Linked DNA regions of Mus musculus: regions 2, 3, 4 and 5 are each linked to region 1. A link is a loop called in an ENCODE intact Hi-C map of the cell type or tissue named here. Cell type or tissue: heart. All regions are shown on one strand. Links, peaks and the distances in the headings refer to the core of each region. The heading gives the core; the rest is flanking DNA. Region 1 holds the start of Steap1 (six transmembrane epithelial antigen of the prostate 1). Region 2 overlaps Gm30325 (a long non-coding RNA gene). Region 3 overlaps Cfap69 (cilia and flagella associated protein 69). Region 4 holds the start of Cfap69 (cilia and flagella associated protein 69). Region 5 holds the start of Steap2 (six transmembrane epithelial antigen of prostate 2).

Region 1 (4,935 bases), core at 510-4,509:
AAATGTAAATGAGGAAAATGCCCAATAAAAAAATTTAAAAAAAATGAAGAAGGACAGTGACAAATCTTGCTGGCAGTAGTTCATGCCTTTTTGTTTGTTTGTTTGTTTGTTTTTTTTTGAGTTTGAGGTGTGTGTTGACCATTTCCATTTGAAAGAATTCTGGGTAAAGTCTAGGTCATTCAACAAGTTCTTACAAGGCCAATATCAAAGAGGAAAAAGAGAAGGAGATTTCAAGGCTGCCCTTGAGGGGCTAACAGTCTGTCTTCAAAATGTATTACCCATGCCATTTTCTGACCTTAACCAGTACTATAAAGTGAGTAGGTTGGTGTTGGGTATCTAGGAATAGGGTAGCATGCACTGTAGTAACAAGTATAAGAAACAGTTTGCTACGTTTAGAGTGTATTTTAAGTTTTGTGATTCACAATGTTTAAGATAGTGAAGCATAAATCTATAGCTGTTCACTGTTAATTCATTAATCACACTGAACAATGATGGCAGACACGGGAAATACAAAGTTAAATGATAAGTCTGTTCTCAAAGAAAGTTTAGGACAGGGAAACGCTCCATTAAGACCTGTGTGGTAATGCCATACATCTTAAAGGATAATAGTGTATAGACAGATGGTGGCTCTGGAAAGGAAGTGGAGAAAACGGATGAGAGCCCCTTTCTTTACCCAGTCCTGTGACCTGCAGTGAGTTGTTGGTGCTTGCTGACATGACAGACAGCCACTGCTGAGAGATTCTGGGTGGAAGGACAGAGTGGCCCAGAGGAGATGCCTAGCCATTTGTTTGCATGGTACCACTCTGAGGAGCATCGCTAAGGAAAAGAGCCAATGCCCGTAAAGGTGATTGTTGACTGTATGCCCAGAAACCAGGAAAACAAACTATCAGCTAAATAAATCATGCCTTCTTCCACCAGACCTTAGCTACACCTATAATTACACTTCTACAGGAGAGGTTTCATCAGGCTGTCCAGCAAACTCAGCAGGAAACAGCATAGTGCAGAGATGTCAAGAACTCCAGGATTTGAACCAACATTCTCCAGCTTTCTTCCCCATTAAATAGTGATTTCTGTTTTCCTGGATTAGGTTGGCTGGCTTGTTGTTCCTGCTAAATATTGACACAGCCCAACAGACTCATGTTTATGGGAAGGAGTTTAGAATCCAAGAAACCCAGTGACTGGAATACATTGTGGGTTGCAGTGCATGTCCCACGAGTCTTTCAAATGTATTTTTTTGCTTTGCCACAGTTAATTATTGGAAGAGGGGAAGGTGTTCTACAGCGGGCTGTTTCTTAAAGCATTGCTTCCCCAAGTGCTTAACATTAATATTAAATACATTCCCTTGATTTTATATCGAGATGTGGATGTATCCCCCACCTCAACGGAACAGCATAACTAAATTTGAAGTGGACTTAAATTCTTGGACTACAAACGTCTGTTAGTTGCTTTCACCAGAGTGCCTTATTTAAAAGCTCTGACTATTTTAAACCCGAATCCTACTCAGATCCCGAAAGAGTAGGACCGGTGTTCCAAAGACTTAAAATGAAAAAAAAAAAAAAAAAATTCCATGAAGAAACCAGCTCAAACAGCAGGACGAGTCATTCATCCAGCGAGGCAAACTTGCGGAAACTGCCAAGTTGGCAAACTTACCGGGGGAACCCAACCTGACTGCAAAGTTGACCTAAGCTCCAGAGCCGGGACCGCGGAGACCTGCTCCCCGCGGGGCTCGCCGAGATCCGCGAGGGGCCGAAGGGGCGCCCCGCTGCCCGGAGCACCACCGCCCGCCCCTGAGACCCGCCTCACCCCTTCCCCGGCCCGCAGCAGATTCCCAAGGCCCGCGGAGGCGGGGAGCAAGCGGCCTGCGAACGAGACTCGGGACTCACCGGCTTCTCCGTGGGACCCGACGGCGAGGCGCTCGCTGCCCGGACGGACTCCCAGTCCCACGCGGAGCCCGAATCTCGCTGCCCAGCACAGCCCGCTCCGCAGACCCCGCCCCTCGGCCGCCGCGCGCACAGCGCCCCCTGCCGGAGACCAGCTCCTGCTCACACCCAGGGGCTTCGCTGCGGCCGCCGTGGGAGGGGCGTCGCCGGGGGCGAATCCTTGGCTGTGCAAGGGGGACCCAGGGTCACCAGCAGGGCTCACTGGAAACCGACTGGGACCTGGTCGAAATCTGCAGTTGTGCATTTCGCCTGTTGCCGGGCGACGCTGTAGTGATCCTGGATCCCACACTTGGAGACCAACTGCTCTGTAGCGATTACGCCGTCCGCGGTGGAGCGCTCTTCCAACAGAGCAGTTTCTCAGACGACTAGCTGTTAGGACAGTCAGAGGATGAATCTGAGTTTGTGAGTGACTTTTACACCGGGTTTATTTGTTTATTGTAGCTATGTGAATGAATATTATGATACACACGTGGAGGTCAGATGATACCTCGGTGTGGTGGTCACAAGAAGCACAGGGTTGAGAGGATTTAAAAATAACCCGTAGCTCTGACGCTAGGGACCACCCTCCGTTCACCACAGAGTTTTGCAGATTCAACTCAGACTCTAGACACTAACGACCAAGGTGGAGCTGCGTCTCCAACCTGAGTGTTGTTTTTAATGTGACCCTGGGTCACAAACTCCTCTTTTTCTGAGATCAGCCTACTTCTGCCTCCCGAGTGCTGGAATTAAAGGGATGATCTGAACTCCACTGTCCTGCGTGTCTTAGTGCTCCGTGGATAATGTTTGGGTTCACTGACTCCCATCAGATAGTGTAAAAGGCCTTTGAAGATTAAATTACCCCGGCCTGACACCTTGTGGCAAAATAGACGCTTGCAGCTTTTATTTCCAAGGAAGAAAATCATTAGACCGAGGGTTAGGGAAACTTCTAGTTAGTGGGCTAAGACTCACAACCACAGGGGTTCTGTTCCCAGCACGCAGTTGTTCTTCAGTTTCCCATTTTCTGGCGTGTATCTTAAGAATAAAGTTGATACACCAGAAGGGTAAATAAATTAGGTCCTATAAATAAGTCTGTACACCCAAACTGCACTCAAATACCTTCATCACGTTTGTTTGTTTGTTTATTTATTTATTGTAGGTATGTGGATGAATGTTACTGCATGCACGTGGAGGTCAGATGATAACTAGGTGTGGCAGTCCCAAGAAGCAAGGGTTGGGAGGATTTCAAAATAAACCTGTATTGTAGCTCCAAGTCCAGAGATTGCCCTCCTCCCACAATGGAGCTCTGCAGGTTCCAACTGTAAGTCACAAGGACACTTTACCAACTGAGCTGGGTCTCCAACCTGAATATTTTTGTAATGTGGTTCCGGGTCAAGGGCTTCCCGGTTTGATGACTCCATGTGCCTTTGAAGGATAATTTCTGGACCCTATAGTGCATCTGACTGCCATTTTAGAAGTAAAGAGAGTAATGTGGTGTGAAAGATAAAGTAGAGAAGATGCAAGTGAGACTGATTATGATGGGAGACCCGGGTAAAGAGAGGCTGAACGTCACCGGCACATTCTGTATCACATGAATGTGGCTAAAGAATTAAAATTAAAAATAGCTAGTAGGGCATACACAGCAGAGGACTGCCTAATCTGGCTGCAATAAGAGAATGCACCTAACCCTTGAGACACTTGAGGCCCCAGAGAATGGGGAGGCCTGGTTGGGTGACTCTGTGTGTGTGTGTGTGTGTGTGTGTGTGTGAGACCCTCTTGGAGACGGGGGTGGGGGGAGGAATGGGATGGGGACTTGTTAGAGGGCAGAACAGGAGGGGTGAAACGACTGGACCGTAAAAAAGATTAAAGATAAAATATAAATAGCTAGTCAGGGTACTACTTAGCTCCACCTCAGGTCTCCTGGCCCTTACACAATCTGATTTTGTTTTTAATCACAGAGAAGTAGTTAAAGACTTTGTCATAGCTGAAAAAGCCAACCTAGGTGTATTAACACCTCTCTTCCTCCTTCCTATCCTGCCTTTTTCACCTCTCTCCCTCCTTTCTTCCTCTCCTCCCTCCTTTCCTTTCTTTCTGTTCCCCCCCCCCCCCCACCTCCTGGGGTTTTGAGCCCAAGGCTTCATGCTGGCATTAAGGGGACCGATCAGAATCTGCTTTCTCTCATTGCAGATGGAGTTCTGGCAATGGTCATTCTTGGCTTTCGGTCTACTTTGGGTAGCATCTGTTTGTGTCCATGCATTTCTTCTTGCTCAGGGCTATCATGTTCCTAAGAGAGGATCGCTTATGCTCAGCAACACAGACCTCTTCTCACAGCTTTTCTGAGTTCTCTTAGCACCTTGGATTCCCATTTCATCTTTTTTTTTCTTTTAACACAAAAATACCTAAGTGCTAATAATGCATATTTGTAGGGGGTTGGTCAGGTGCTGCTTGCATTCAAATGCTATGTTCTGTACCCCAAGATCTGGTTGCTTCAAGATGAGAGGATCCTCCTGTATACCAGCCTTTGTTGCGTAAACCCTGCTCCCCAATTTAAAACTATTGGTTAAATAAAACTGTCAATAGCCAATTACTGTGTGGGGGGGTACAGGGAGGTAGAGTTTGAGTTACTGGGCTAGGAGATCACAGGTAGGAACCACAAGGACATAGGGGATGGGGGAGAGTGGAGAGGGGAGAGGGGAAAAGGGAGAGGAGAGAGGAGAGGGGAGAGAGAAGGAAGAGGTGAGAGGCAAGAGGCAAGAGGAGAGGAGAGGAGAGGAGAGGAGAGGAGAGGAGAGGAGAGCGAGTCTGAGAGAGAAGAGATAGAGAACAGGAGGTCTCCTAATATTAGCCCTGATGGACCAGCACTCTAGGATGCCAGACTCATGGAGCAGAAATAACCCAGAGAATTTGGGTTAAACAAATTTGGGGAACACAGTGTTGTAGTAGCCACATCTTGGGGGGTCAGTATTTAGCATATGAATACATAGCAATACCAGACCAACCCCTACACATATCCCTTCAG
Region 2 (4,935 bases), core at 398-4,397, 260 kb before region 1:
TTTGCAGTTAAGATCTTAAATACTTCCTGTGTTGAGTTTTTGTTATCGTAAAAAAATATCTGAGATAACAAAGCATCAAAGACAAAAGGCTTGGCTCACAGTCCTGGACCAGGCTGCAGTTCTGTGTGCAGGGGGCACAGAGCTCTGTGGTTGGCTGTAAGGCAGAGCATTGTGGCAGAGCACATGCTGGGGGATCTTCCTCATAACCAGAAGGAAATCAAGAGGAGACAAGGAATGGGGTTAGGGTCCCACTCTAGCCTTTCAAGGCATGCCTACAGTGCCAAGACCACCTACTGCACCCCGCTTCTTAAATATTCCACCTCTTCCTCCATGCCCAGTAGGGGACTGTGCCTTCCTTTATCATCTGGGCCTTTGAGGGACATAAAAACGCAAACTCTCATATCTCCCCATGCTACAAGATGCTCTTTAAACAACACTTTTGATAACATAAGTAATGCTTGCTCATGACAACATGTTCAATAGGAGAGAACTATATAGACTCAAAGGTAAAACACTGCTAATCTTGCCAATGTCTAGCGTGCACTCCTTAGAAGGAGTACATATTGCCTGCATGAAGGTCTGTGCACTGCCTGCGTGCAGTACCCACAGAGGCCAGAAGAAGGTAGCAGATCCCCTAGAACCAGAGCTAGAAATGGATGTGAGGTGCTGTGCAGATGCCGGACAAGCAGCTAGTGCTCTTAACCTCTAAGCCACTTTTCTAGCCGCACACTAACAATAGTCTTAGGTGCATGTAACCTTGACTAGCCTGTGTGTGTGCCCTTTCAGATATTTTTTCTGTGTCTTTGCAGGTACATAGATTTTCTGCATAAATGGAATTATATTATTAATATCACTCTCATATTTACTGTCCTCTTTTCCCATCAGAATATATGGGTCCATACTACAGTGTTTCTTCATAGCTATATTTAGATTTGTCAATCATCTTTACATTGATAAGGAAAATGATGTTCTGTCTCTATATTTCTTATTATTAAAATTTCTGAGATGGAAGGAAGGACCATCCAGAAACTGTCCCACCCAGGGATCCATCCCATATACAACCACCAAACCCAGACACTATTACATATGCCAAAAAGATTTTGCTGACAGGACCCTGACATAGCTGTCTCTTGTGAGGCTATGCCAATGCCTGGCGAATACAGAAGTGGATGCTCACAGTCATCTATTGGATGGAACACAGGGCCCCTAAGGAAGGAGCTAGAAAACGTACCCAAGGAGCTGAAGGGATCTGCAACCCTATAGGAGGAACACTATGAACTAACCAGTACCCCCAGGGCTGTGTCTCTAGTTGCATATGTAGCAGAGGATAGCCTAGTTGGCCATCAATGGGAGGAGAGGCCCCTTGGTATTGTGAAGATTATATGCCCCAGTACAGGGAAATGCCAGGGCCAGGAAACGGGAGTGGGTGGGTTGGGGAGCAGGGTGTGTGTGTGTGGGGGGGTTATAGAGGGCTTTGGGATAGCATTTGAAATGTAAATGAAGAAAATATCTAATAAATAAGAGAAAAAAAAGGAAAAAATCTCAGGTGATGAAAGGTTTAGATGAAATAAAATTACCTAAGTATACATAGCATGGAATCTATGTAAACATATATGATATTTTATTCTTATCATCTGAAAGAAGAGGCAGCCATATAATGTATGAGTTGAAAGTACAATTATATATAATTCTCATCGCATGAAGAATTACAACTACCCAAAGCAAAATGTAAGGCTAGAGCTCCAGACTCAGCCTTTGACGCGGCATAAACTAGGTATAATGCACACTTACAGTCCTGGAGCTCAGGGGCAGCGAGAAAGATTACAAGGCCAAAGTTATCTCAGATTGGCCTGAGCTAGAGGTCTGGTCTCACACAAAAGAACCCACTCCCAAAATAAAATTCAAAGCCAATAAACGACAAACATGTTTTAAATGCAAGGGATATCACACACTTACAAAGATGGGATATAGATAGGAGTTGGCACTTCATCGATGAATACAAATGGTCAAACAAAATTAAACACAAAGAAGGAAAATATGAATGATGGTCCTCCCGATTTAGAAATGAAAGGTTAAGGGAACTGGAGAAATGGCTTAGCAAGAAGGAATGCTGAGTGTTCCTGCAGAGACTGAGTTCAACAGCCACAGCGGGTGCTTACAGCTACCTGTAACTCCAGGTACGTGGATTGGCGGCCTCCTTTGAACTCATGAGCACTGTATTTACACATGCAAATTCCCATTCACAGACACACACAGAATTTAAATACAAGTCCTCATCGTCATCTCTCCTCGTCCTCCTCCTCTTCGTCGTCGTCATCGTCCTCCTCCTCCTCCTCTTCCTCTTCATCTTCATCTTCATCTTCATCTTTTGTTGGTTTTGCAAGACAAGGTTTTCTTTGTGTAGCCCTGGCTGGCAGGGAACTTGTTCTAATACCAGGATGGCCTCGAACACAAAGATCCACCTGCTTCTGACTCTTAAATGCTGGGATTAAAGGCTAAATAAATCTAAGATTCGAAAAAAAGATTAATACTAAGACTATCATTGGATGGATGCAGAGAACTATTCTAAGACTGTGGTGGAATAAACTGGCGTGCATCATAGGGTGAAATGGCAGGGAAAATGTCCTAGGTTTAGTATACTCTGGTTTCCCTTCACACTGAATAAATTATTTTTTTTTTTTTAACTTCACTGGGAAAATTCCTTGTAATGACTTGACTTCTCCACTAGATGTCAGGGTTGTTCCACACAAAGAGAGCAGCAGGCTCGGGGCTCTCACGCAAGCCAGTCAAGGCAAGTGAAAAATGGGTGCGTGAGACTATGAAAAGCTACATTTCGTAAGTTGATCTACAAATTATTCTTTAAAGGTATCTTCATATAAAGAGAAGTATTAATTTGGTGGATTTTTAAGATTCATTAGAGTTTAAGCAAGAAAAGTCTGCACCCCTGTAAAAGGAGCGCAGGACAGCTGAGGCGAGGGCGCAGGAGGAAGACATGGCTCTTACCTGGGTTTCATATGCCTACACACCGCCGTCTATGTTGAATGCTTTATACACGCTCTCATTCATCGTGGTCTCACCACCATCTTAGGAAACCCCAGGCCCTGGGTGGTACTGGCCTTATTCATTCTCTCAGGCATATCTACTGCTACCTTTTGAGTAGACGTGCACACTTTATGCTGATCTAAAATGGATAAGCACAAATATGCTAGCGACTGGGTAACACTTGTTTCGGTGCTAATCAACTAATCACTAAATCAAATATTGAAACCAAACCCACATTGGGCTTCTGATTAAGGAATTCCAAATATAAGAGTTTCTTGTACACATGAGGCAAAAATCAGTGTAAAATGAGACCTCTTTAAGGACACAAACAGGAGGCTAACCAGGGTTATGTCAGTGGTACTTATCCGCGCAACTGCAAAATACAGATATGTGGTTGTGCAATATGTTTGGCCTATGGGGAGTGGCACTATTAGAAGGTGTGGCCTTAGTGGCTAGTGGTAAGAGATCCCCGTTTCTGCAGAGCCATGGACACAGACATGGCTCCTGGTGGCAGTACAGGACTGGACCCCACCATGGTCCCAGATGGCAGCACCAGCTACTCACATTAGGCTACTCCTCACAACAAAGGAAAATTTTAATGCTTTTACCCTTTCAATTCCAACCCCGACATGAAATAACAAAGAGAACTTCTAAATATCCACTGCCCCCTGGAACTGAGAAGAAACATGACCATTACTGGTCTCAACTTATAGAAGAGAAAACCAAGACGCACCAACAGGGAGTTCCAGATGCCAACCCAAAGCCCTGCCCACAGGATGAAGGCTGGTGCGAGAGGTTCCCAGATGCTCCCACTTCATATGCTTCCTGCTGTGTCCTCTTCAGAATACAAGGGATATGGTCTAGTCTGTACAGATATGTATTTAGTTTTGAGATAACATGTTCCTATATAGCCCAAATTGGGCTCCAACTAGTCATCCTCCTGCCTCAGGCACTCAAGTGTTGGCTTACAGAAGTAAGTTAATGTGTTATCACATCCAATTTGTGTGGATCTTGAAAGACAATGGGTTCGTTTTCTCTTTGAGTCCATCAAAGCCCTAAAAATTGTTGCCTCTTAACTTCTGTTCACACTTGATCATCGATGCAGTATCTATAAATTAGCCTTCTTACAAAAATTCATTTGTGACCCAAGGCAACACTCTCTTTGCTTTCATGGACACAATGAGACAAGAGCAGAGCTGAGAAACATTTCCATGGGTGGAGTCGGGGAGTAAGAAGGAAACTCTGCCTTATTGTTTCCGCTCTCATACTGAGAACAACCATCCTTTCTGTTGCCTGCTTACTGTGTATCTCTCTCTCTCTCTCTCTCTCTCTCTCTCTCTCTCTCTCTCTCTCTCTGTGTGTGTGTGAGAGAGAGAGAGAGAGAGAGAGGGAGAGAGAGAGAGTTTTGGTTTTTTTTTTTTTTTTTTTTTTGCTAAAAGCCCCCTGCCTCTGAGGATAATTTGGGATTGCTATGCAGTGTTCACAAGCAGAAGAGCATGGCGTGTCTGCAGGAAAATGAATGCATTAGATAACATTTCTTTCTTATTGAATAATAATGCTGCCAGGCATGAGTTATTAGTGAGACAACATACCCTCATAAATAATGTATCCTTAAGCAGAAGCACAAACAGAATAGTTATGAATTGACCAATTGATTAAAATGTAGCTCGAGGTTCCCAGGCATCCTCTGGGTGCAGTGGCTCAGGATTTGCTAATTCAGTGTCTGTGTTGACCACATTAACTGCCACGGGACAGTGAACATGGGCTATTTAGGCACAATCTCATGTATTGGCTTGAGGTACATGATCTCAGTCCCATGGAATGTTAGGGTTTGTACTAGCCCCTGCCCTTTTCTCCTGTGGGAACTACACAGCTGATTCGGGTGGGACTGAA
Region 3 (4,935 bases), core at 540-4,539, 100 kb before region 1:
TGAACAATGTATGTGAACTCAATGGTTTCAGCAACTAAGCATAAGCTCAAATGTGAAAACATTTTTGTGCTTACTAAAAGAAGACTGCAGATACTTGGTGGGAGTTGGACATGAGATTCCATCCCTAGTTATGTAGCTGTTGGCAACTGATAGCTGCTGGCAGAGGAGACTGGTTTCTCCAACAGTGAAGGCTCCAGTGAAAGCCCACCTGCTCGAGAATATTTGACAGCACAAACTGATCTTGATGGGAACAAAAGGACAGTCAAAGTTGGATGTAGATCCAAGGAAAGTTGGATGAGGGGTGAATATGACCAAAAGATGGCATATAAACCTCTCAAAGAACTAAAGAAAGGTTAACAAACACAACTAAACTATACATCAAGTTTTTAGAAATCCGGCATAAAGGACAGAGGGGGCTTTGCTGATATGAAACACCTCAGGAGCTCTTTCCCTCAGATTGGTCCCCACCTAAGACAGTCTTAACTCACCCAGAAGTGCAAATGAATTAGCAGTATCTTCAGTGTAAGTTATTTCATCCGATACTTTCTTTTTCAAAAATGGCAAGCTTCAGTAAGAATGAAGAACAACAGAGTAATTTTAAATGGATTCCATGGTTGATACATCCCTTACAAAAGAGGAAATATTTATATTCTAAAGAATAAGGGATATTCTGTCCTAGCCTATCATATTCTTTAGTATAGAGAACCAAAACCAATAAAAATGAAACTTTTATTTCTAACTAATCAAGCAGAGATTAAACAAAATACATTGGTAAAAGTAACAAGATACAGATGATCTAAGAAAGTAACCACACATCACTCTTAATAAAATCCTTACAAATCATGCTGCTGGTGGCAAAGTCACTGTGCGCTGCAACTGGAATCAGAACTAGGAGAGCTCAGCTAAAACTTAGAAATGCCTGATGGGTTTTCCTGAAGTTCATAAAGCAGGAGTTACCAAATTAATCATCAATCTCTTTCCAAAGGCCAATGCCTCCTCCTTATTAATCGAATTAGCAACTATTCACAAAAGAACAGAATACTTTTGGAAACAATAACTAATTCAATTTTGAAAATATTATATTAGAATTGTAATTCACAGTTACTATAACCAACAGTATCTGAAATACTTATGTGTTAATCATAAAAGATCAAGCTTATGAATCCTAGGTCATTAGACTAAATTACTTCTTAAAACAAAATGTAAACCATTTGAATCTCCTGTGCTGTTTGAAGTATAACCTATTTGTATATACAACTTCCAAGTCAGGTCTTTCAACACATTTATGAAATCATTGGAAAGTGACATTGAAAATGATCATATGAGGATATAGGCACACTTTTTTCCTCGTATTGGAAAGTAGCTGCAAATAGCAACTGAAAACGACCATATGTGGGCACAGAATACACAAGTTAATTTGAATTTAAAAGTATATCAAGGCAAGCTACAAAGAGACCATTTTTAAATTTGTGTGGGGACTCATTCCTGTTCTTTTAGAATTAAATTCAAAGCAAATAATATTATCATCTAGTTAACTGATGGACAGCTAAAGATTTCAAAACTAAGACTCTAAATATCTTGCCCTATTTTTACATTTTTTTTCTACCAAAGGAGACTCCTATAGGATGAAGTATTGGGGTTGGGGGTTCAACCCAAAAAGTTATGCAGGAATTAGGAATGTGCTCCTGGCATAATGGAAAAAGCAACTAGAGATCAAAGCAGAAAATGTGATGTATTTTCAATGATTTAATCTCCAAAAAATCTTGAGAAGACAATCAAGTGAGGATTGCACCTAGTGAAAGGCTGAATATAGGTGGAAATTTGAAATGTTAAAAAAATAATAATGTAACTAATTTACAAAGGAGGGAAAGGGAAGAGCACAGCTGAAAAGCTCTGTGATGTTACACAGCGAGGCATTCTGCAGACTGAACCAGCTGGATGGAGCAGACACTGGAGGGAAGGCTGTGAGCCCAGTCCTTTAGAACCTGCACAGCTCCACACACAAAAGGACAGTTCGTAATACAGTCACATAGCAACACAAAAAACTTCTAGTCTGTTTGAAAGCACTAGAGCAATAATTTATTTCTTTGTATATAAATCCCCATTGAAAAGTAAGGCCAGACATAGGCATCTGGTAAATTATTTTTCATTATTTTACTACGATGTCAAAGAATTGATGTAAATGGCTAAAGAATTTTTATTTTACTTCTGCTAAATATAAGAGTTGGAATGTGTACACACACACACTCACACACACACTAATAGTGTCACTTTGCTATTTAACATATTAAATTGATAGGTTTAGAAGATGAAATTGTCAAAATGATTTCTTTCCAACTTTAAGAAGTCTCTTCTTCAGTGTATTGACTTGAAAGTCGCTATTTAAACATATATCTAGATTAGCCACTATGTGGCAGCAAAGAAGCATTTATATGTGTGACTGTCTACATAGACATATGTGGGGATATTTGATCTACTTGTACATAATATATGTATACACACATATATGTAGTTTCCAGAATTGGTACAGAAACTACAATAGAGGAGCATAAGGCATAATAATTTTATAACTCTTACCTGTAATTTATGTTCCCATACATATCAAACATAATTTTTCTTCCTCATTAAAATGGCAAAATCAAATGAAACATGACCTAAGAATAGACTTTTGAGTGTCAAATATTTTTAAAGAGTAAAAGGAACGCCAAACTAAAACTAAATACCTCTAAGTTTATGTAAAGATTCTCTCAAAGTAGGGCAGTCCTTTGGTTTCATTTGCTGCTTACCAATCATATGAGCGTGACTACAGATCAGAAAGTATTTTATATATACTTACAATTTCTATAGCAATCTGTAAAATTTGAAATAGTAATTGTTCAAATCCTGTCACCAACTTATATAAGTTTGCTTTTTATTATTTTGATACACTGTATCTCTAACATCTTTATAATACAAAATAAAGTATATAGTACAAAGTAAAGTTAAAGAAAAACAACTTACCCACATAATTTTATGATGTCAGATGCAGGTTCTACAAAACAGGGCTGCTTTTCAATTTTTTCTGCACACAGACTCAGAATTTTAAATATCTGTGCCAAATCTCTTAGAGGCTTTAATATTTTTGTTAGGAAATAAAGTTATCATTAATCTATAAACATATTTTTTATAAGAATTTACCCCAGAAAGTTTAAAAAATCCTATCTATCTTGTTAAGTGTGGTAAGTTTTAGTTTAATTCGTTTGAAGTCTAAAGAGGACTGTACTTTTAGCAACATTATATTTTTCATCCCTTTATATCAACCAGAACACAAACATATACAGCTTAAATCCTATTTTAATGAAGTACTTTATTTTTTCAGAAGCATTTTCTTCTAATTAGCATTAAAATTGTTTGAGATTTTTATTTCACTTAAAGCTGACATAAAAGCAAAATGTACTTCTAGAGCTTCAAATAATAACATGTTTTATTTTGCCTGTTTAAAAGACATGATTAATACAAATCTAGATATCGTTGAGTTTTGTTTGATGGCTAAGACATCATTCTTCTTATGACTGCAGGCCCCAGACTGAATCCTATTGTCTCTAGCTGTGCATCAGGAGCTTCTTGGTCAGGGAGGGGACCTCCTTCAACTCCCTCTAAACGGAAGCATCCATTCCTATAAGGAGAGGAGGCTCATGTGACTCAGGAAGTAAACCTTACAAGTCTTGGAAAGCTGACATTTACGACTAGGGAGCTGGATACAAGTTTCAAGGATGTAGCTTTGTGAGCTCTCCTTGCTATTAACAATGGAGAGTGCTGTTTAGTGATGCATCTTTCTCTGAGTCATCCATGTTCCTGTAAGTTTTGCCAATAAAGTCAATATTTTGCTAACTTAGACTTGGGTAGAACTGTTAACTTGTTTTTTTCATCTGTGCCTTATCAGAGTTAAATAGGTTCTGTTCATGTCTCCCCAGGAAAAATTACATAACATACTTGGTGTCTGAAGAGGGACAGACAGAAGCAAAGAAGAGTTGCAGTGTGTGATGAGACATGCATCTATGACTGATCAGTTTGAAGGCAGAGCTCAGGGGACAATCCCAACAGGGGTTCTTTTCTCCCTGTGGTAAGAGGTGGCGTGCCTCCTTGCTTCAGTGGTGGCTCCATACTCCAATATGGGTGACAGGGCATGCAGACAAGGTTGAGATGTCTCAAAATGGAATATCTCTGGGGAATCCCAGTTTGGTCATCTTCTTTTATGTGATATGGGAATGGGGATTCTCTTGGTGACTGGAATTCAAAGTGTGACTATGTAGACACTCTAATAACAGTTCAAAGACTAGAGACTGTATGGCAGTCCCCCAGGAGACAGTTGGCAAGCTGTGGTGACCTCTGTATGCCCACTGCTATATATAATAAGATATGTAAAAGAGGCATACATGGCTGATTAGAGGAAAGTCTTGTTTTAAGGAGGAATTACAATGGGACAGGACAGAAAACTGTCACCTTCCGTGTTAGCTTTTGATATGGTGAGTAATTCCCACCGCACTCATTCTAAGCAGCTGCAAATGACAGGATTCAACCAGGATGTATAAGTCATGATAAGGAGATGGAAGGGAAAGAGAGCTGTGCTGGAAAGCCCTTCATGGGGTCCAGAAGCCTAGAGCTTGGAAGAATCCAGCACCGAGGAGGACAAGAACCAATCAGAAGTGATCCATGATTCCCCTCAGGTCCGACCTATAATAGAGATGAAGGGAAAATCCACAACACATTGGTTTTCCTTAGGTTTAGAGAGTTGGTAGCAAGCAGCTCTACTTCTGAATGCCTTTTTAATAGGCTGGCTTTAGAAGTTGTATAACTTTACAAAGTGATGAAGTATCACTTCCCAGGAAGCTGTTATGAGACTTTTCCTAGGAGATGTACACAGATTTGTTTACTTCAGATAGGGAACTGCTAACA
Region 4 (4,935 bases), core at 468-4,467, 86 kb before region 1:
GGAGAGCGATGTGCCTAGTTCTGTAGAGCTTTGATGTGCTAGGGTAAGTTTACACCTGGGGGTGGGTGTTTGGGGGTGAGCAGGCTTCTCCTTGTCAGAGAAGAACGGGAGAAGGGGCTGTGGGGAGAACTGAGGGGGGCTGCAATAAGGACGTAAAATGAATTAATTAATTAAACAAACAAACAAACAAATAAATGAGGAAACATAATCACTAAATTTTAGCAGGATTCTACTGTTTGGAAATCTAAAAAAAGATAGTTTTCTTAAAGCTTTAATAATCATTAATGTAGGCAGAGTCAAAATTCTTACAAGGTTAGAATGCTCAAGTTATGAAAAATCACAACAAGGACATAACAGCATTCAAAATATTCATGTTAGGGTGACTCAAATGCTTCAAATTTAAGTCTATAATAAAATAAGCCCTTAGAAGCATAGGTAGAAAAAATAGCATCTGTATAGCAGGACATCTTTAGCTGCTACTTTTAAAATTTCAAATTCTCCATGAGGGGTTTTTGCTTGCTTGTTTGTTTGTTTTGTTTTTCAAGACAGGGTTTCTCTGTCTAATCCTGGCTGTCCTGGTACTCACTCTGTAGACCAGGCTGGTCTCAAACTCAGAAATTTGCCTGCCTCTGCCTCCCAAGTGCTGGGATTAAAGGCATGCGCTGCTACCACCACCCAGCACTCCATGAGTTTTAATGACAAATAAATATCCCAAGCTTTAGATGCCTCCATGAATAAAGAATGATGGCAAAACTGAGTATCTTGGTATATGTGGCACTATATACTCCTTCTATGTGCATTTGGTTTAAGCTGTACACAGTCTTTACAACTGACATTTTTAAAAGGTGTTTAGGCTTATATTTACTTTGTATAGGGAGGTGGGTGTGGAGGCGAGAGAACATACTGAGGAGTCAGTTATCCCCTTTGAACACGTGGGTGGATTCTGGGGTATGGAAGTCAGGCTATCTAGCACCCATACCCACTGAGCAGTCTCCAGGCCTTCACTAAGCTGAACACAATGAACATCAGTACTATCAGAATCTCCATCTTAATCTTCATTATTATCTCCACATGTCTTTGATTTCATAGCTGGTGGAATGGTTTAGCTGTTTCTTGCATACAGGCAAAAGTGGAATGCTTTGAATTTTGAAGCGTCCAAAGGTCTCTCTGCTGACTTGAACAGAGGACTAAAGGTTATCGTCTTAAGTATTACTAGGAACACTAGGCCCCACAGTGAGTAAAGGAACTGGGTGGCTACAGTTAGTTCCTGGTGGACTTAAAGACACTTTATTTGTAAAGGCAACTGCAAGCAATACACCCAAGAGGAATGAGAGAGCACCAAGATTTCTCCTAATTCTGAATTGTTTTCTATTCCATTTCTTTAGGAAGAAATTGCCTTTTGATTCTCTCAGTACTTTCTAACAATATGAATACTCATAGAAGGAGAGGCAGGAATGAACACAAGACACTTCTAGCTATGTTACTTCCTATGTCACGAACTTCTTTTTTCTTTTGCAATGACCCATTGAACGTCTTTAAACTCGTTTGTCTGTGTCATGTAATCTTTGCCCAAAGAAAAATGAGAGTCAAACTCACCTATATAGTGGCAATGCCTAGCTTCCTTGTAGCCCAGAGAGTGGAAAGCGGTGATCACTCACACGTCTCCGATCTTGTACAGGAATACCTCCACAAAACTGATTAGGGAAATTCCCCTGGCATCCCCTCTTTATGTAAAAGTAGTTACTCTGAGGGCTGTTGGCGTACATGTGTGAGAGCCCTCAGAGAGCTCCACCCAGTTCCCACAGAAGTAGTCCCAGCCAACTGACTGCTCCCAAGTAACTCTCCAAGGCTCCAGGATGTGGCCACAGGAGACAGAGTTCCTGACGCAGTCTGGGAGTTGTGACGTCTCAACAGGAATTCCCATAGTGGCCCCCCACACCATTAGTGTGGGGGCAATGCAGAGAGGTTCCTCAACCCAATTTTAATAATCTTTACATTTATAACAATAGCAAACCCGAAAACAAGTATAAACACAACAAAGAAAATTGTGCCCAGCTCTCCAAACAGCATCTGCCCTACCTGTGAGTGCAAGCTTCAGAAGCAGGCAATTTAGCAGGAAAGAAACCCAGGGAACGCCACTTTATAACGGATCAATAGACCAAAAACCCACCACAGTGATCTAGTTATCAAATCAATGTCAGTTCCTGTCGTGGCCACACTTGAAAGAGCGCTCCCCCCCTCGCCCCCCCCCCCCGCGCCCTTTATGAGAACCACGCAGCTAGAGTCCCCAGACAGATTGGTTGACGACATCCAGTCCCCTCTTCACTAGCCTCCAGGGATCAGCTGGGCTATCATTATCTCCATCCCACAGGTTCCCAAATCTCATTCTGGTCTTCATTCCACTGGGTTGCCCTGGAGCCTTATGCCCTTCTCCGCTCCTGCTGCACAGCCCGGCCGTACCTGCATCTCCCCATCCGGGATCGCCACCCCAAACACCGGGATTGTGCGGGGACTGCCGGTCTTCGTCCTGCCGCCCGCCTCGGCGGCGTCGGCCGTGGTGGCCGAGGCCTCCGCGGTGGACATGGTTCGGGGTGGGAGCCTGAGGTCTTAGGTGCGTCCGCAGCCACGGACCCACGAGCCCTGGCAGAAAACACGCTGCTGAGCTAGGGAGGAGAAAGACCCCGAAAGTTCTGTCGTAACCCCCGCCGCAGCAACATAGCGGACATCCAACTGCTGTTAGTGCCCACAGGAGGACCAAGGCACCCAGCGCGCTCCAGTTGCTAACACAAGCCCGGGCGTTGCTAGGGGCGGGGCTTACGGAAGCTGGGAGAGCCAAACTTCACCAAAAGAGGGTCTGCTGGTGTGCGGCGCGGGAGACAAAGGAGACCAGTGACTGAGATCGCGGTATGCACTTAGTGTTTCAGTCTTGTAGCAATGGCCCTTGCTTAATAAGTGCCTGTGTGGGGCGGAGGAGTATGAGCTGGAGGTAAGATGCATTCTGAGGGATGTGATTGGCATAATCTTGAAATCTGAGCACTTTACCCTTTCTGCAGAGATAGGACCAGTCAGTGTAGCTTAATTTCCCAGGTGTGTGTGTGTATATATACATATATATATATATATATATATATATGTATATATACACACACACAAATATATATATATGTTGTACTTTTGTACTGGCCTAATTGAACAGTTAGACAAACAAATAAGGCATAGTACAGACTTTTGAAAATCTTTCGAGCAGTAGAGTGGTTGGGTGTCTAGTATGGCCTGGGATGGAAAGTTCTCGTTTTTGCAACCAGAGAAAGACACTGACATTCTTCACAGGATGTGTTCTCCAACCTGGCAAATCAACAGTCCAGTTTTGTAATTGTTTTTCTACGATAGCATTTATTTTATTCATTAGTAGGTTGAGAAGCAAGAGGGACAGAAGTCTCACGCACTTCATACTCAGTCGCCTTGTGATCTCTTCATAGAGTACAAACTTCATGCTACCATCTTCAGAAGGCTTACACTCTATGAAACAGTCTGGCCTGATCTTTCCCAGGAAGCCTGTATTTTTTCTGTTGTTTTAGATGTCACGCTTAGTGGCATGCTCTTTTTTTTTTGTCTTTTATTTTGTTTTGTTTTTTGGTGCTCACTGTATAGTTAGTGGAATTTATTGACGAAATAGCCCAACCATGTTATGCTACTGAGACTAAGGCAATTAAAAATTTGTACATAGCCACTAATTTGCTTACTTGCTGAGTGAAGGTGTGGCTGTGTGTCCCCAGCCTGTGACATGCTGGAGATGTAGGTAGGCATGTTTGTGAATACCTTGTCTGGTTCCAGTTTGCCTTTATAGTGAGTTCCCATGTGATGCTGATGTAGTTGGTCTGAAGGCCATACTCTTGGTCCTTCTAGTCAATATCATAGAAGGTGTTCAATAAGTGTTCATGAAAATGTCAAGGGCTAGATTTTGATTTAAGGTAAAATGAAAGAATTTTGTAAATTATCTAGATTAAGCATTTTAGATCCTTGCTACTCAAAGTGGTTTTCATGGGTTTCCTAACTGTGTGGCCATTAGGGGCTCGTCAGGAATGCAGAACTTTGCACCTCCTGGTGTGAATAATGCCCATTTTAACAAGTGTACATATAAAAACTAAGAAGCTCATGATGTGTAGTTTTTTGTTATTATTGTTTTGGAACAGTTTTACCAAAGTTAGCCATCTCAAAAGAAAAAGGAACTGGCTGGGGCTTCCTCTATTTGCAAATGGACTTGGTGACAATTATTTGTTTCACAGCATTTCTCCTTAGAAGTGCACCAAGGTTTATGTTTTCAAGAGCTTCGACTGTTTAAATGTGTGGATTTAATTTTAATTACTATTCATTGATCCCTGTTTATGATGATGCAGGTGAACATAGATGGATAAAAAGATTAATGTCTACCGAGATGTCCAATTACTTCAACAAAAGATCAATTAATAATAGAGAAACGCGAGAAATCAGGTCTACCCAGGGAATCGGAATGTTTCAGTGCGTCAATACATTGGCCGCTCGCAGAACGTAGCATCATGAAGATATGACTTAGTGCTTCTTAGAAGCACTTGTACATGTAAAACAAAGTTTTCATATATCAACCTAAATACAATTTGTACATTTAGAAGTAATGAACGAAGTTAAACATAGACTTAAACAAATTCAATACTAATATAATTCTTACCATTTTGTTTTTCACCGTGCCTCATTAGCAAGTTAGCAAAACTGCACTTATTCATTATCATGAATTACAAACATTTTGTAAGTATTTAAGTTACATGTGAATTTAATTCTCTCTAAACCAATGCTGCTTGTCCTAAATGTTCAAACAAAGATTATTACCTGCTGAGACAAAGTAGTTTGTTTAGAGAACTTTTATAGCATTATATTAAATATTATTAATATAGTGGGTTA
Region 5 (4,935 bases), core at 404-4,403, 56 kb before region 1:
AAGTGCCCCAGCCTCAGGACCTGGCACCTGAAGGGCAATATCGTCATGCCTCGCTTGCCAGTATCTTATCTTTACCTTTCAGTCTCTCTTCACTTTTTACCTATACCCACTCTCTACCTAAGAGCTGTGGTCCCCTTAAAACACAAATGGCATAAAATATTTCTCTTCCTTAAAAGTCAACGGCTTCTTCTCATACCTGACTGTGACCCAAAAGGTCCCAAATATGACAGCTTCTGCTCACCTCTCCAGCCTTATCCTGATGGCCCCATATTTCCTACTGCCCAGCCCCAGAATTCTTTTCAAGAAGTGGAAAAAACAGATCTCTTTTCCACCCGACTCTGCCTCCTACAGATGTGATTGATTCCAGCCTACTCACCAAGCATCTTCCAGCCCCTGTTAAGTTCCCGGGGAGTTGTTTTAAAGAAGTGCTTATTTGCTCTTGGACTGTTTACTTAAATCCTCAAAACACACACACACACACACACACACACACACACACACACACTCCTATCCACTCTGCCTGGCACATACCAACTATGTATGCAATGAATGTTCTTTGTCACTAAATGCATTTTTATAAACACCAAGGCCAAAGAAAATGTAATGAGGCTCTAGGCCAGATCTCTCTTTCCCATGGTTAAGATCCGTGGGCCCAAAAGGCCTCAGAGGATTTAAGTGGTGTGTCAATGTTATGTCTATGTCAATGTCTTGGTTACCTCAGAGTCATAGTTACAGGCTGAGCAAAGAGTAACTGCACCTCCAGATATTCTGCCTGCCTCTTTTCTCACAGGCCTAGCCTTTTGAGCTTTCGTTGCATCTTTACCCTTCTCTTTTTTCTGTATCATGTGTAATCATTTTAAAATTCTGCCTTTATCTGTGCTCTGTTCCAGTGCTAAAGTACAATTATGCTCATTCAATAGAAGAGCATTTTCCATAGTACCAGTACAATAAGAGTGATTTCATGAAGCTCCTCATTCCCATCTTTCACAATTAGCTAACTTATCACTGCTGAAACTGCCCCCCAGCCCCAGCCCCAGCCAGCCCACCCCGCCCAGACTAGCTGAGAGGCAGAAACCGCAGTGAATGCCACCATCTCAGGAGCATCTCCAGGCAGCCTGATAGCTGCCCCGGTGCAGCTAAACACTCTGGTTTTCCTATCTTACGTTTCCAAATAGGTTATCTTGAGGATGCGGGGGATGGAGGGGGGGGGGTGAGTACAGTGTCAAAGAAAACATCAACTCAGTAAATAAGTAATTAAAAAAACTATTAAAAGGGTGGTGGTAGGGTAGACTAGAGAGAAGAAGGTTGCAAGCAGTGGGGTGGTTAACTGGGGCTTTAGGTAATCAAGTACTGAGGGTTGAAGTGGGGGCAGGAGTCTGAATTTTATTTCACCTACAGTGATGGGCGATAATTAAATGTGGGTCAGAATAAGTTTTTCTACTTAAAAACAAACAAACAAACAAACAATCTGCCTGAAGAGTAAACACTGACACCAATCCTGCTTCACAGGATAGTGAAGATAATAAATGGAATTCTCCCCGACCACAGGAAAAATAAAATCTCTTTATCTCCCTATGTTATTTTCAGAACAAGATTTTTAGGGCATAATTTTCAACAAGTTTCAGCTGAGGCTGAACACGGGACGCAGAGGTAATTAAGGACACTGAAAGACCAGACCAATTACTTCTAAACGCAAAATGGCCTGAGCACACCCGGATTACATGACCGGGTTTATAAGCAAAGCCACTGCAGGCATTATTTACCTGTTTGGCAAGCAGTGCTGTACGACAGTGAAAAGTGCCGCATCAATCCAAAGTGGCTGGCAAAAGTAACCTGCGGGTCCTTTCCCTTTCGGGCACATCCGACCTGGGACAAGGTCTCTCCTGGCCTCCTTTCTGTTGGGCCCGGACCCGAGGACTTCCCAGAGCTCTGGGAAGACCGACGGGGATAAGGGGGCGGAATGCGTGCGACGGACGCCCTCCAGCACCCCTCCCACTCGCCCCCTGGCCAGCTCCAAGCCCCCCCCGGAATCCGGGAGGAAAGATGCGGCTCCCGCACAGCACCCGCTGCTCGGCGACCCCGGATCGGCCACCTCGGCGCTCTGGCCACCCGGCTCACCTCCACGCCCTCTTCTCCGAGCCACGCTCGCAGCGCAGCGCCGTGGCTCCCCCGCGCCGAGGGCCCGCCGAGCTCCCGGGCCTACGGAGTGCTCCTCCCGCCCAAGCTCCTCCTGCCCCCGAGCCGGACCGCGCCGCGCCGGGGAGGTGGAGCAGGAGGAGGCGCGCGGAGGCAGGGCTGGCGGTGACGCGCAGGGGGGCGCGGGTCGGTCGGGGCAGAGTGCGTGGGGACCCACCCGGCCGCGGTCCCCACGCCTGCGCGCGATCTTGCGGAGACCCCCCGTGGGAGCAGCCCTACGTGGATCCCGCCCGCGTTTACACTCCACTACCTCCGAGACGCTCGCCACGCCGCCCCGGACTTGGCTTTGATTAGTGCCCTCCTCCCTGTCCACCCCCCTTCTCCCTACTCTGTTCCACACAAACCTCGAAGAAAGTGCGCTTTTTTTCTCCCTTTCGGCTGCATCATGTCCTTGAAAGGGAATGATCAGAAATGCCCTTCCACGAACCGCATTTTAAAACTCCCTGGGACTGGAGGCCCTTCTCAGCCGTGGGCTGTAGGGGTTAGTCTGTGGACTCTGACCTTCCCTGTCGCCGGTGCCCCCGAGCTCTGTGCGGACTGGAAGGTGAAGCCGAGTCAGGAGACCAGCGTGCCTGCGGAGAGCTGCAGTGGCCTTGGAGCATCCAGGGTTCGCTGAGCTGTGTAAGGGCACCTTGCTTTCTCTAATCCCCCCCCCCCCCGATTTTGGATTAACAAGTAGATGGGGATCTTTTATTTACCTTTTTAGTCAAAAGTGTCAGTGGAGATTTTTTTTTAATATAAAACCAATTTGTCGAAAATTGTCAAATTTACTTCCCCCACCCTCAGACGTTAGTAAATTCTCATTTCAGCAAATTAGGTTTAAAAATTATCTTTCTTGGTGGTTTATTAACTAGACAAATCAGAACAAAAGCAGAAGAGGGTCTTAGATCGATCCTCAGGGCACTGCACTTTCCCCTTTGAAAGGCATACACAGATTAACCTCTGCAAGTTCAACCTGGGAAACATTCTTTGTTTGATCCTTGTGAAAAGCATCTCTTCCCCACCCCCAAATACATACAGCTGAGGTTTAAAGTTTAGGCACAAACTCCGCTGTTAGTGATGTATTAGGGGGAAAGACTGACAACTGGGAAATACTTTCCATTTTGGTAACGGGGAGAAAAAAAATCCTTACATTTTATATCAGTGTTTATTGTTTCACTTCAACTACTGTCAAATAGTGAAAACAGCAGGGTATTTCTAACACTTTTGGAGGACCAGTGGAGGAAACTGCTGTGTCCTTAGCATTTGGTGAGAAGATGTAGCTTTCCAATCACATAAACAAAAGCATTACATAAGGTCTAGCAAAGGTTATCACGTTTTTATTCTCAGTTGTACAAAGCCATAAGTTATTACAGAAAACAGGTAAGTTGTACATTTAAAATATCTTTAAAAGCTGTTGAGACATGGACTCTGTTTATTTAAAAAAAAAAATAGTATGCGAAACCATTTGCCTCCCAAAAGAATGAATGAGTCAACAATTTCCAGAAGGAGTATCTGCTTTTCATACTTGAACTGTTAAAATAAGCAAACATCCTCCATGGGTGGAAAATGCCAGGCTGGCCCAAAGTGCTCCAAAGATGGCTCCCGGTCCAGTTCATGAACCGGTGGCCATCTTTACCAGTGATTTCCAGTTACAGTTTCAAAGTATATAAAGTTGATTTCGCAAGCCTTTTTTCCAGGTCATGAAGCACTCTCTGAGAAGTGTCCTCAGTTCCCTGAAGTAATTTATTCCACTGAAGCACAGCAATAATTCATTAAATAAATCTCTAGTGGCCTAGAGGTGTTAACATAATTTCTCCTTTGAAGTTATTATACAAGTGGATAACTTTGAGATGATAGCGCCTAAAGGAACTTTAAGCACCTGGAGCTCTCTGGCTCTCATTCACCAAGAGCTTTGTGTCCTGGGTGTCAGGCACTCTTGAACAAAGCAGGACACAGAGTGACTACAAGTCTTTCAAAATTTATTGTTTGATGGGTGTCTTAGTTAGGGTTTTACTGCTGTGAACAGACACCATGACTAAGGCAAGACTTATAAAGGACAGCATTTAATTGGGGCTGGCTCTCAGGTTCAGCGGTTCAGTCCATTATCATCAAGGTGGGAGCAGGGGAGCATCTAGGCAGGCATGGTGCAGGAGGAGCTGAGAGTTCTACATCTTCATCTGAAGGCTTCTGACAGAACACGAACTTCTAGGCAGCTAGGATGAGGGTCTTAAGCCCATGCCCACAGTGACACACCTACTCCAACAAGGCCACACCTCCCTGATAGAGCCACTCCCTAGGCCAAGCATTTACAAACCATCACTGTGGGTGAAGACATTTTATTAAATAGGTGCAAATAAAATGTGCACAAGGCCTGTTACATGTAGTAGACTTTGGGTAAATCATAGGCAGTATCCTCACTCTAGAGAGCCATTGTGTACATTAATGTCTCAAGGCTCTATGACTATCTACACTAAAGACATTCACTTAGCCCACACTGCTGATGATCAAAGATGATTTTTTGAGAGTAAAGAGTCTTTGTGAACAGTGTATATTGATAGAATGACTTTTGTATGAAATTCTGTTTTTGTGAAATTAAACAATTCAGTAAACATAAAACTGAGTAACCTACCTACTTTTTACTTTTGAAAGCATATTTATATATTTCAAGATAACTGAAATAGATCGGTGATTTGAATGAGAATAGTCCCTCCTAGGCTCATATATCTGAATGCTTGGTCATTAGGAAGTGGTACTACT

The links. A loop is a pair of places that touch in the nucleus more often than their neighbours do. Peaks named below come from ENCODE experiments on the same cell type or tissue, not always from the same donor. Only the 100,000 strongest peaks of a DNase experiment are listed, where the experiment ranks them.
Region 2: it touches region 1 in a loop (10-fold over the local background); 39 of 42 quality-filtered maps call a loop at or near these places.
Region 3: it touches region 1 in a loop (10-fold over the local background); 23 of 42 quality-filtered maps call a loop at or near these places.
Region 4: it touches region 1 in a loop (3-fold over the local background); 3 of 42 quality-filtered maps call a loop at or near these places.
Region 5: it touches region 1 in a loop (2.6-fold over the local background); 4 of 42 quality-filtered maps call a loop at or near these places.

What each region holds. Positions count from the first base shown.
Region 1 is chr5:5,747,364-5,752,298 of GRCm38, forward strand. It overlaps Steap1 (six transmembrane epithelial antigen of the prostate 1), which reads right to left and starts at 1,954. Exons shown (of 5, transcript NM_027399.3): 1 at 1,884-1,954. It overlaps Gm46900, which reads left to right. Exons shown (of 2, transcript XM_017321192.2): 2 at 1,088-2,827. The coding sequence starts at 1,568. The coding sequence ends at 2,251. In heart, for the core only: CTCF peaks have their summits at 2,029 (motif pointing left) and 2,802 (motif pointing left); a DNase peak (open chromatin) is centred at 1,998; H3K4me3 peaks cover 1,481 bases; H3K27ac peaks cover 694 bases; H3K27me3 peaks cover 871 bases.
Region 2 is chr5:5,491,765-5,496,699 of GRCm38, forward strand. Gm30325 (a long non-coding RNA gene) reads left to right here. Exons shown (of 5, transcript XR_868230.3): 5 at 2,247-2,306. Among named protein-coding and RNA genes, the nearest start is that of Gm30325, 15 kb to the left of the region's middle. In heart, for the core only: a CTCF peak has its summit at 2,729 (motif pointing right); no DNase peak of the experiment used is centred there; H3K4me3 peaks cover 519 bases; H3K27me3 peaks cover 180 bases.
Region 3 is chr5:5,643,936-5,648,870 of GRCm38, forward strand. Cfap69 (cilia and flagella associated protein 69) reads right to left here. Exons shown (of 23, transcript NM_172447.2): 4 at 3,001-3,110; 5 at 489-565. Among named protein-coding and RNA genes, the nearest start is that of Cfap69, 18 kb to the right of the region's middle. In heart, for the core only: a CTCF peak has its summit at 2,410; no DNase peak of the experiment used is centred there.
Region 4 is chr5:5,661,448-5,666,382 of GRCm38, forward strand. Cfap69 (cilia and flagella associated protein 69) reads right to left here and starts at 2,785. Exons shown (of 23, transcript NM_172447.2): 1 at 2,461-2,785. The coding sequence starts at 2,583. It overlaps Steap2 (six transmembrane epithelial antigen of prostate 2), which reads right to left. Exons shown (of 6, transcript NM_001103156.2): 6 at 3,382-4,935. Gm40262 (a long non-coding RNA gene) reads left to right here and starts at 2,930. Exons shown (of 3, transcript XR_868231.3): 1 at 2,930-2,986. In heart, for the core only: no CTCF peak of the experiment used is centred there; a DNase peak (open chromatin) is centred at 2,744; H3K4me3 peaks cover 1,524 bases; H3K27ac peaks cover 681 bases.
Region 5 is chr5:5,691,840-5,696,774 of GRCm38, forward strand. It overlaps Steap2 (six transmembrane epithelial antigen of prostate 2), which reads right to left and starts at 2,250. Exons shown (of 6, transcript NM_001103156.2): 1 at 2,119-2,250. The region is part of intron 1 of Gm40262 (a long non-coding RNA gene); the gene reads left to right. In heart, for the core only: no CTCF peak of the experiment used is centred there; a DNase peak (open chromatin) is centred at 2,412; H3K4me3 peaks cover 1,761 bases; H3K27ac peaks cover 1,221 bases.